Regions from separate parts of the Homo sapiens genome. Here region 2 is linked to region 1. A link is a contact called in ENCODE Hi-C or POLR2A ChIA-PET data. All regions are on one chromosome and are shown on one strand. The core of a region is the stretch at or near the end of the contact, and the rest is flanking DNA. Distances in the headings are between cores, read along the strand shown.

Evidence for each region. A loop is a pair of places that touch in the nucleus more often than their neighbours do. ChIA-PET counts read pairs that join two places held with the same protein, here RNA polymerase II (POLR2A). Pooled maps may share reads with other maps.
Region 2: a map of astrocyte of the cerebellum shows a loop between it and region 1 (6-fold over the local background). The contact joins the promoter of PPIE here to the enhancer-like site in region 1. A Hi-C loop is called at or near these places in 1 of 168 maps with a recorded cell type or tissue (astrocyte of the cerebellum) and 2 of 50 pooled maps. POLR2A ChIA-PET finds 5 or more read pairs at or near these places in 6 of 52 experiments (A673, H1, PC-9 and 3 more).

What each region holds. Positions count from the first base shown.
Region 1 is chr1:39,424,971-39,429,359 of GRCh38, forward strand. MACF1 (microtubule actin crosslinking factor 1) reads left to right here. Exons shown (of 101, transcript NM_001394062.1): 62 at 2,485-2,644; 63 at 2,991-3,317; 64 at 4,272-4,356. Among named protein-coding and RNA genes, the nearest start is that of BMP8A, 64 kb to the right of the region's middle. Within about 2 kb of position 3,140, at least 2 of the 41 ENCODE cell types and tissues checked have a DNase peak (open chromatin) inside an H3K27ac peak, as active enhancers do.
Region 2 is chr1:39,736,340-39,743,318 of GRCh38, forward strand. PPIE (peptidylprolyl isomerase E) reads left to right here and starts at 2,543. Exons shown (of 10, transcript NM_006112.4): 1 at 2,543-2,592; 2 at 3,826-3,924; 3 at 5,027-5,070; 4 at 5,556-5,582; 5 at 6,877-6,958. The coding sequence starts at 2,562. RefSeq lists an enhancer at 2,591-2,800.

The sequences.
Region 1 (4,389 bases), core at 1,890-4,389:
CCTTACCTGAGTTGCAAAGTATGGCTTGCCTATGTTAGTGGAAGAAACAAAATGGAAAGAATTTAACTTACTTGTATTTCCAGATTTGTACTGCTTATTTTCTTTTCTCTCTGTCCATTTCCAGTAATGGTACCATTAGCTTTCCAGTTTCCTAGGCTTAAAACCTCGACTCCATTTTTACTTTTCTTTTTTTAATTTCTCCTTTGTGCCCACATCGATCAGCATGCTAAATTCTGTCTATTTTACTTTACAGTGTCTTTCCTGTCCATCTGTTTCTCTAATTCCCACTCTCCCCTCAGTTCATGACTTACGAGCTCTCACTAGGTGTATAGAGATAGCTTCTTCACTAATCACTCTACCACTAACCCTGGGGCCTTCCCCTTCCCATCCCCCAGCTGCAGATGAACCTTTCTGAAATAAGCCTTTAATCATATCTTTTCAAGCTCAGAGATATTTAATTGACTCCCTGTTAGAATAAAACCTTTAGATTATGAGGCTGACACACTGCCTGCCGTGCTAAGAAGGTGCTTAAAATAAAATATAAACTCTTTAACACACCATTCAAAGCCCTCTATTTGACCCTAACCTACCTTTCTTAGCTTCTACTATTCTTCTCACTCCTTAATATTATAGCTGAAGTAAACTATATTCTGTTCTTTAATATCTTCTGACAATGTCCTAACCCTGTGTCTTATTTTATGGGTTATAATACATCTTTCATGAAATGCTTTTGTCCAGCTCTCTCTCTTCTATAAAACTTACCTTTATTCCTCAATCATGGAATAATTTTTCCTGCCTCTTCACTGCCATAACTCTTTATCTGTACCTTGTATTATGATCATTATTTTATGTACTTACCTTCCTGGTCCATAAACTCCTTAAAGTCATGGTTTGTTTATCTAATGCATATTTTTATGACTCTTTCCTTCTACTTTACTTGTTTCCATCCTCCTAGCCTAATATAGTTTCTGGGCCAATATTTTAAATAGAAACAAATAACAAGAGTAGATATTTGATGCTTCTAAATTATTTTTAGCTCTTCTCCCTAAAAATACCTTTAATCTTATTACAATAAATTCTTCAAATTTTCAGATTCCAAAATCAAATGAGTAAGAAAGACATAAAAATTAGAGGCAATTTTTAAAAAATGAAATTCAAATTTAATAATAATTTTTAATATTGTATGTTTTAGTTGCATTACTTGAAGATATATTTTGAAGGCTGGCATAAACAAACTAGGAAAGAAAGTTTTAGACTTAGATTGCCACTTAAAAAATATGTTTTTCTTTATATTCAAACATAATTGAATTTCCAGTAATCAAAATGCCAACTTTTTTTATTTAAACCACTTCTTATTAAAATAACTTTGTCAGGGCATAACTAGCATAGGACCTGGCGTAAATTAGGTCTTCAGTAAAGGTTTGCTGAACTTAAGTGCATCATATACTCCCAGGCCTCTTCAAATGCCATATCTTAGTCTGTTTTTAGTAATTCAAAGACAACATTATGACCTTTCATTATTAATCTGCATGCTAATACAGTTCTGTGGTTGTTTTCTTGTCTGTTCCTTGTCAGGCTATCTCCAATATCCAGACTTCCTCCTCACTTTGTAATTTGCTGCTTTTATTTTATAGAGTAAAACAAACCACAGGTACTTTGGAAAGTACATCTCTTAGCACTTCTCTGGTCTCAGTGACAGTCATGTATCCCAGGAAAAGCCAAGCTTAGTTATGGATCTTATATTAAATAAGAGTTAAGATTCCAAGTGAGCTATAAAGTCTGTAGTTTTTTTTGTTTGGTTTTTTTTTGGGGGGGGTGCTTTTTGTGTTGGCAAATTCAGCCAGCGTGAGGTTTTTTGTTTGTTTCTTTTTTGTTTTTTTGCCTTAAATCTGGATTCAAAGTTATGTTCTGGGGCTTGAAATTACCAGAAGCCTGACTGGATTTTGGGGAGTTGGGGAGGGAGTTCTAGTTCATAGGCAATATACAGTCTTTACTCTTCAGATATCTTCACTCATAAATGAAGGTAGTAGTGACAGAGAGAATGAAAACAGACAACTTTTTGCCTCCTTTAAACCTTATTTTGGTCAGATGTTCAGGTGATATATATACTACATTCTGTTTTGATTTGTGTTAAATAAGGAGAACATTAGAAGATTTGATTCTACTGTTGCTACTCACCAGGTGATTGGACAAATCTTTCTTTAAGCCTTCTGACTGAACTTTCTCTTTTATAATAGGGGGATAATTATTCTTTTATAATGGGGGATAATTATTCTGTCCACCTTACAAGGTTATGACAGAATGAGAATAAGGTTAATGGTGTGAAATCCTTTAAAACATCGAAATGCTACATAACGTGTGTTCTGTTTACTATTGGTATTTAAACTATACCTGGAAAAGACTATTCTTTTACTGAGTATAGTACTATTACCAGTTTTAATGTGACTTTTCTTCCTGAGCAGCTTGTTCTATATATTTGTGTAGGCAAAAACAGCTGGAAGACATCCTGGTTCTGGCCAAACAGTTCCATGAGACAGCTGAGCCTATTTCTGACTTCTTATCTGTCACAGAGAAAAAGCTTGCTAACTCAGAACCTGTTGGCACTCAGACTGCCAAAATACAGCAGCAGATCATTCGGCACAAGGTAGGGAGTGGTTACAGTAAATGAAAATAGAAAACTGGAATTAGAAATCCTAGAAATGAGTAAACTGCCTGCAGCATTCTAGAGGATGTGTGTTTTGTGGGTTTAACTTAAAATATGGTCAGATTATTAATTGGAAAAGTCACATTCTTGAAATACAAATAGAAATTGACTGATAGGCTACCACCGGAATAAACAGCTTTTGTTCCCAATTTTTATATTATTTTTGCCTTTCAGTCGGTGAGTTTTTTAATTGTTTAATTTGTTGTATCATTTGTTATTCATCATTTTGTGTTTACTTTTCATTTATTTTGTTTCTGTTATTCATTTTTTCCATCTGGATTTCCAGGCTCTGGAAGAAGACATAGAAAACCATGCAACAGATGTGCACCAGGCAGTCAAAATTGGGCAGTCCCTCTCCTCCCTGACATCTCCTGCAGAACAGGGTGTGCTGTCAGAAAAGATAGACTCATTGCAGGCCCGATACAGTGAAATTCAAGACCGCTGTTGTCGGAAGGCAGCCCTACTTGACCAAGCTCTGTCTAATGCTAGGCTGTTTGGGGAGGATGAGGTGGAGGTGCTCAACTGGCTGGCTGAGGTTGAGGACAAGCTCAGTTCAGTGTTCGTAAAGGATTTCAAACAGGATGTCCTGCACAGGCAGCATGCTGACCACCTGGTATTCATGTTTCCATTTTTATTGGTTATGTTATTCTGTTATTTTGTTATTTTGATTCATGTTTCTCTTCATTTATTTTTTTTTCTTCATTACAAACACTTCAACTTTATTTTATACACAAGTGCATAGTTAGTGGACTTGATGCTGACTGCTAATCTGTTTTTGGATGAGTCCATGGAAATACTTATATTTAACAAGTTAAATCAGTAATTCTAGAAGATGGTACAGGGTATATAGTCAGGGGCCATCTGAACTCCAACTCATGATTTACATTATTAGGTGATGGGTCACTAAGATTCTATTTGAGCAGTTTTATGAAAGATAATGTGCTTTAACAAAACCAGATCTATCTGTGTAGTGCCCAGGATTTGATCATACAGTTAAAAAACTTTTAGGATATTTCTGGATTTGTTCAAATTCCGGGGATTCTGTGTCATCTTAATAGAAGAGTTTGCCTTTTTCATTTCATTTTTATGAAATCTGTTTGGGAGAGTAAAAATAGGTAATTTTTCTAATAGTCTGATTCTTTTGCTTCGTCAACTTTAAATATGAAGAGAGTTTTTAACCAGGATTCTGATTTAAGTCAGTCTGTTCTTACTGAATTTCTTCTCTTGAACTTTCTGTTTATTCCTTATTTTGGACACAGTAGACAATTTTGCTCAATTTCACTTCTGCCTTTCTTGGGTTCAGGTTTGGTACCAATAATTGGTAAAGCTGATGTAATTCTAAGTTTTTCTCATCCAGCGCATAGGAAAGCTTGCCTATAGGTATCTGATTTAATTATTTTGAATAGTCAATGGGCTAACCAAGGAGAAGATGAGGGGATCAAATATCTGATGTTTAAATTAAACTAGTATTCATCTCTTTACTTTAAATTTGATCTCTTAAAGGTCTCGCATTTTGTTTCATTTGTAGTGCCACAGTTTCAGGATTAATGGTATTCTTTCCTTTCAGGCTTTAAATGAAGAAATTGTTAATAGAAAGAAGAATGTAGATCAAGCTATTAAAAATGGTCAGGCTCTTCTAAAACAAACCACAGGTACTTTGAAAAGTGTGTCTCTTAGCACCCCTA
Region 2 (6,979 bases), core at 1,293-3,792, 310 kb after region 1:
GTTGGTAAGGTCAGCTGTGTGCGCAGCCACTGCTTAGCTCTGGGAATACAATGGGTACAGGCCGTGGTGTCAAATACCTTCATCTACTGGGAGAGAGAGACATACCTGACTATAGTTATAGGGTGTATTCCAATTGACTTCTGAACTTGGGGACTATGGACTCTGTCTATAGGGGATTTGGGTGAGTGAAGCTTAACTAGGACCTCTGACAAGGACTGGTGGGTGCCTCCAGATGGAGAAAAGAAAGAACTCAATGAGCAAAAGCAGAGGCAAGGAAAAAGAGCCCATGGTAAGTAGGTGAGGAACTGATGTGGAGGTCAGGGTTGACTTGAGGTAGGCATGGACCCCTTGTCAAGGACCTTGTTAGCAGCATCAGTGATTTAGGTAGGGAGTTCTAGAGAATTTAGGTTTATTTTGAAGAAAGATAACCCTAGGCCGGGTGTAGTGGCTCACACTTGTAATCCCAGCACTTTGGGAGGCCGAGGCAGGAGGATCGCTTGAGTCCAGGAGTTTGAGACCAGCCTGGGCAACATGGCAAGACCCTGTCTCTAAAAAAAAAAAAAAAAAAAAAAAATTAGCTGGGCATGGTGACGTGCACCTGTACTCCCAGCTGCTACTCGGGAGGCTAAGGTGGGAGGATCATTTGAGGCTGGGAGGTTGAGGCTGCAGTGAACCATGATCATGTCACTGCCTTCCAGCCTGGGTAAGAGAGCAAGACCCTGTCTCAAAGAAAAAAAGAAAAAAAAAATCACCCTGGACAAGTGGATTGGAGGAACAGAGCCACTATCAACTCTTCCTTAGTCTACTACATTAACTTCCTGGTCTCCTGGGTTCCAATCAACCCATCCTGGGCCTAGTGTCAGAGCACTGTCTAAAATGATGTGAGCATGTAACTCTCCTGTTGTAACTTCAGCAGCTTCTCAAAGCTCCCAAATCTTCCAGAAGGCTTACAGCACCCTCATGATGTGGCCCTCTGCCTACCTTTCCCACCTGATATGCCCTCCACCCCACCATCCCAGGCTCTGGTCTTTTAGTTCCTTGAGTGTGCGGAAGCTGCCTCCTCCTCTCTCTGGCTCCTTTTCCTTCAGAATTCAGCTTAAATGTCACCTCAGGAAGGTCTTAACCCCCTGCTCCATATAAAATAGATGGTCCCATTATTTCCTACCACTATGTCAACCTGTAATTTATATATTAGTGGGTTTAGTCCAAGATGTTACTCTAAACTGCACCATTTTGTAAGCTCCCTGCTATTCTGCAGACCTTGGTCAAAGTGAAACATTTCACAGGGGTTTGGGCTGTGAGAAACATCCTGCCTAACCACCCGACCACAAGGCAGACAAAGGCCCAACTAAAGAAACATCCCTCTCATATCTTCCTGGGCAAAGGTCCAAGGGACACCATGATGACATCCCACTGGAACAAGGGCCAAACCGCCTCATCATGAGAACATCTTTATATCAATATCCTGCTAGGCAGCAACCCATACTGCCCAGACCCCTACCGCCCATACCTATAAATTGCCCAGTCTGTAAGCAGTGGTGGGCACTGGCATTAGGCTGGTTCCCCACTTCTGTAGGTTATTATGCTGGACATAAAGCCTGCGTTTGCTGTCGAGCCGCCCTCTTTCTGTGTGTGTGTGTGTGTGTGTGTGTGTCTTTCTTTAACCCTTGCCTTCTTTTCAAAACCTAACACGAGTAGACAAACGTTCTTTCTGAAGAGCCAGATTGTAAATATTATTGTAGGCTTTGCAGGCTATAGCTCTTCTGCCCTTGTAGTAGGAAAGCAGCCACAGTCATACTTAAAGGAATGAGCGTGGCTGTGTCCCCATAAAGCTTTCTTTACGGACACTGAAATTTTAATTTCACATAATTTTCATGTGCTAAGAAAATATACATATATATTTTGTGAGATGGTGTGTCGCTCTCGTCACCCTGGCTGGAGTGCAACGGCGCGATCTCTGCTCACTGCAACCTCCGCTACCTGGGTTCAAGCGATTCTCCAGCCTCAGCCTCCTGAGTAGCTGCGATTACAGGCGCCCGCTACCACGCCTGGCTAATTTTTGCATTTTTAGTAGAGACGGGGTTTCACCATGTTGGCCAGGCTGCTCTCGAACTCCTGACCTCAGGTGATCCGCCCGCCTCAGCCTCCCAAAGTGCTGGGGCTACAGGCATGAGCCACCACGCCCGGCCAAGAAAATATAGTTTTTTTATTTTTTCCAACTATTTCAAAAGGTAAAATTCATTCTTAGCTCCCAGGTTGTCCAAAAACAGACGCGCAGGATGGCCAAGCACCAGAGTTTATCGTTTGCCCATAATAATCGGGTTGATTCGGCCAAGGTTTCCCTCCCCCAACACGGTGCGCACTGGGAAGCGCGAGGACCACGTCCCTTGGTTTACCACTGCGCACCTCACAAGGCGCCCAGTGCATCCGGGTAGCGGGATGCCGGTTGGACCAACGCGAGGGTGGGCGGGGTCTAAGAGCTAAGCGTTGGGGGCGGGGCGGGACAGTGGGGAAGAGGACGGGTCGAGTGCTGGCTTCCGGCGGAAAAGCGCGCGAGCAAGATGGCCACCACCAAGCGCGTCTTGTACGTGGGTGAGCAGGAGGGGTTGCTAGGCGGAGTCTGAGTGAACGCGACCCCCAAGGGTCGGGGCGTGGGGTGGGACGCATCTCTGAACCAGGAGGACGGCGAGCTGCTGTCAAGGCCGGGTCTCTGGCGGTAGTGCTGGCGATAGCTCTGGCTGTGCTTAAACTCCTTCCAAGGTTTCCCACTGTCCTCAGGAAAAAGTGCAGACTTCTTAGCAGTACGCACTTCTCCAGCTTCTTTGCTTTGCTTCCCGATTCGCTGGGTCTCCCGAAAAATGACCCACTTGCCCCCAAGGTTCAGGTTATTTCACACCTTTGGGCCTCTGCTTTTGCGACTCCCTTGCAGTGAACAGCCTTGCCACACACCTCAGGTGCGTGAACCCGAGACGGAATGATTATTCTGACTTCCTAGCCCGCTGAGCTCCAGCGGGCCCCGAGGAGCGGTAAAGGAGTATTATGGCCCTTCGGATCCTCTCGTTCATTTGTTTTACAAACATTCAGTGCAGCGACGGCTCAGCCCCAGCCCCTGCCATAAAGGAAGGAGTTCCCAGACTAGCCAGAAAAAAAGTGGAATTACCTCAGTAGCACACTTTTGATAAGCGCTGTAGTGAGGATGGATCATGATAATATGGGCCTGGCTGCGGGACAAATGACCCATCCATCTGGAGAAGCGAGGGCAAATTCTGGATGCGGCGATGCCAGAGCTGATGAGCAGGAGTTAGCTACGTAACCGAAGCAGAGGCAAGGCCGTTCACTGCAAGGGAGTCGCAAAGGTGTGAAATAGCCTGACACTTGGGGGCAAGTGGGTCATTATTCGGGAGACCCAGGAAATTAGGAAGCAAAGCAAAAAAGCTGGAGAGGTGGGTACTGCTAAGGAGTTTGCACTTTATCCTGAGGACAGTGGGAAGCCTTTGAAGGAGTGTAAGCGAAAAGTTACGGGTTCAAATTTGCATTTTCCTAAGATCATTCTAGTTGGCTTTGTGGAGTTGATGGAATGGAGGCAGGGAGGTCAGTTGTGAAGCTATTGCAGTAATCCCAGGACTAGATGAGAGTCTGAAAGAAGGGCGAAGAGAGGAATATTTTTCATAAGTATGGGTGGGCAGAGATGAGAGGGGGATGTTTGTTTACCCAAAGAACTGAATGGAAGGGTCCTGTCCCCTGGCTAGCATGCTAACTGGGCTGCAAGGACTTCTGCAAGAGTATGGAGATCAGTGGCTCAGAAGGCCCTTGGCTTATTTGCAGGTGGACTGGCAGAGGAAGTGGACGACAAAGTTCTTCATGCTGCGTTCATTCCTTTTGGAGACATCACAGATATTCAGATTCCTCTGGATTATGAAACAGGTGAGTTAGTGTCTCTCACGTTCAGAATCCTCTTACTAGGAAAATACCTTAAAAAATTAAAGTCACATCACAATTCTAAATATGCATTCTAAATATGGTTAGTATACACTACAGGTAAGTTCAGGAAGGTGTCTGGTGACAGTGATCTCGATGGAGAAGGAATGTTCTGAGGCCATGTGGTTGTGAACTCTGAATACTTTCCAGAGTCTTCAGCTGTTGGGTTGAGATAAGACAGATTTTTCAATAGACCAGTAGGGAGATAGGTTTGAACTACATTGAGATTTGAATGTTGTTTTAATCTACCTGATGGGTACCCCATCCCACCTGCACCTTCTTGCAGCTGTGCTATTAAATGAGGCAGCGGGAAAGCCTAGCCCCATAATGGGGGTGGGTGAGGGCGGGGGTTCTTGGCCTCTGCACCCCTGGGTGGGTTTCCCATCGATTGGTATCACAACCACAGTTCAGTTTTCTGTTTACCTTTGTTGTCATTTTTAAGATTATAGTTTTAGGCCTAGTTTTATCATCAACCTTGCATATGATTGTTAGCAAAGTCTTTAAACTCTCTGGGCCTGGGAAATCTTTATTTGCAAAATGATAAGGTTATGTTGGCTTTCTAAGGGCCTTCTAGTCTCTGAGTTCTATGATAAACATTATTGTGCTTGGTCTTTCTAGTTAGTTCAGCATTTTCCTGAAGATAAAGACTGAGCATCTTTATCAGGTTTTAGGATTCATGCTTTATGCACAGTTGATGCGCAAAATATATATTTAGATAGATAATTGATAGGTCAAATGACTTTATTTTTCTAATTGCTTTGCATGCAATGGTTAAGGTTTTAAGTTTGGCTTTCGTAGAATAATTGAATACTTATCAATTAAAAATACAGTTTACTATTCAGCTATGTCCATTAAAAAAACAAAGTTTATTATTGCTTAAAATATTGTATAAGAAGAATCAAGAATGAGATTCCTTCTTCCTAAATAGTGATTGGATAGAACTTCTGGTGTTTGGATACGACATGTAACTGACTTCACTTTGTGACCATCCTGTTTCTTCCCACTACCCCACATAGTAATTACTTGTTTTTGTTTTTCCATTTTGTAGAAAAGCACCGAGGATTTGCTTTTGTTGAATTTGAGTTGGCAGAGGTGAGAGTCTGTGTTACTAGTGTCTAGTCCTTGGTTTGTGATGTTGTTACTGATTACAAAGGAAGCTTTTCACCATTTGGTTAGGTTTTTGGGCCTTAGGCTGATGCTTCCAGAGAGATCAGAAGTAAGTGCTGTTCTAAGGAAAGCGTCTCTCACATAATCAGACTGGACTGTGAATAACATGTCAGACCTGCCAGGCCCTCCCATTCTTGCCCTGCAGAGGAGCTAGCTCATGCACCCCTGTTCATTGAGCATTCTTGCCTGGAAGTAGTGATTATTTCTTGTGCCTTCAACTAGATGGCAAATTGTTGCACCACCAGCTCTAAAATCAGCCAGGAAGTGCTCTTTGTTAGAAACACACAAAACCTAGGCAAGAAATACAGAGGTGGCATTTTTCTGGATTTTTGCTACTGAGCATGTGTTTAGACACCATAAGAAGCATTTGGCTGCAAGCCTAAACTTGTACCTTTGTCTTTCCTTGGCAGGATGCTGCAGCAGCTATCGACAACATGGTATGGCTGGGAATCTTAATTCTAACTAAAGTTGCTTTTTGGTGGTACAGAGGCTCCTTATTCATATATCAGTGTTCTGGACTTCCAAAGTTACAAGGTTGCATGGGGAGGTAAAAATTCTCACATGAAAATATTCACTGTGAATTGATCACTTATAAAATTAGTTCTTACTCAGACTCCTTCGCCATTTCAGAATAATGTAAGTCCTCATCATCCTTGTTGACCAGTCTCTCACTGGCTCTCCCATGTTTAGGATAATTTGCAGACACAGTGCAAATTGATTGCACGGTGTAACTGCATATTTTGCAAAATAGCAGGATTTCATGAAGTGTTAGACCAATTTACAATTGAGAAGAGAAATTTAATTATGGCAGGTGCAAATCACTGATACAAATGATTTGGATATTCTGGAAAGGTCCTTGGGAAAAATGATGATGCTCTTTAGTATTTGTGCCTTCCTTGAGATCCTTTTAGTTTTCATGTCTGATAAGAAGTGCAAAGATACCATACTGTTGATAGAATTTTGTTGGAAAAATAATACTTCAGTGCCTGTTACTTTTCTTTCTTTCTTTTTTTTTTTTTTTTTTTTTTTAACAATCTTGAACTCATGAGTTCAAGACTTCTCAGCTTCTCAAGTAGCTGGAATTACAGGCTCAAGCCAACAGGGCTACCTGGGCTACCTGTTACATTTCTTTCTACCAAGTTACATTTCTTTCTACCGATTAGTGCATAGTTAGTCCTGAATATTAATGGTAAGAAACTTGTTTTTATTATTTTTAGTTTCATCACAGTAATTTCCCAGTCAGCCTTTTAAAATTTTTCAATTTTACCACGAAATCTTCATCACCACTTCAAGTGGAGTCACCTTAAATGACCTTTCCTGGTACCGATTATCTTTGGATAATGAGATGTTGTTTTATTTGTTGTTCTGTTATCCATTCACCAAACATATTCATCAGCTGTCAGAGATCATTTTTCTTTCATTTCAAAGCTTATCTTGACTTTTGAAGGTGAACTCAAATACTGGGAAACTGCATTTATTTTTGTAATTTTGGAGTGTTCTGAACCCAGAGTTACTTTTGGTAATACAGGTCTTTGTGTGCTGCTATGAAAGAAAGGGGTGTGAGTTCCCTGAAACCCACAGGTGGCTTTGGGGTGGCTGCATAGCTTACTGGTAGAGGCCCAGGGATTAAGGGAGGACAAATCATGAGTGTGTCTCAGAAGTATATGGAAAGCTGGCTGGCCCTCTTTTAACCTAAGAGAGTTTAAGCAGCTGGATTTTCAATCTTTTCAGAATGAATCTGAGCTTTTTGGACGTACAATTCGTGTCAATTTGGCCAAACCAATGAGAATTAAGGAAGGCTCTTCCAGGCCAGGTGAGTAGGAGCAACTTCCAG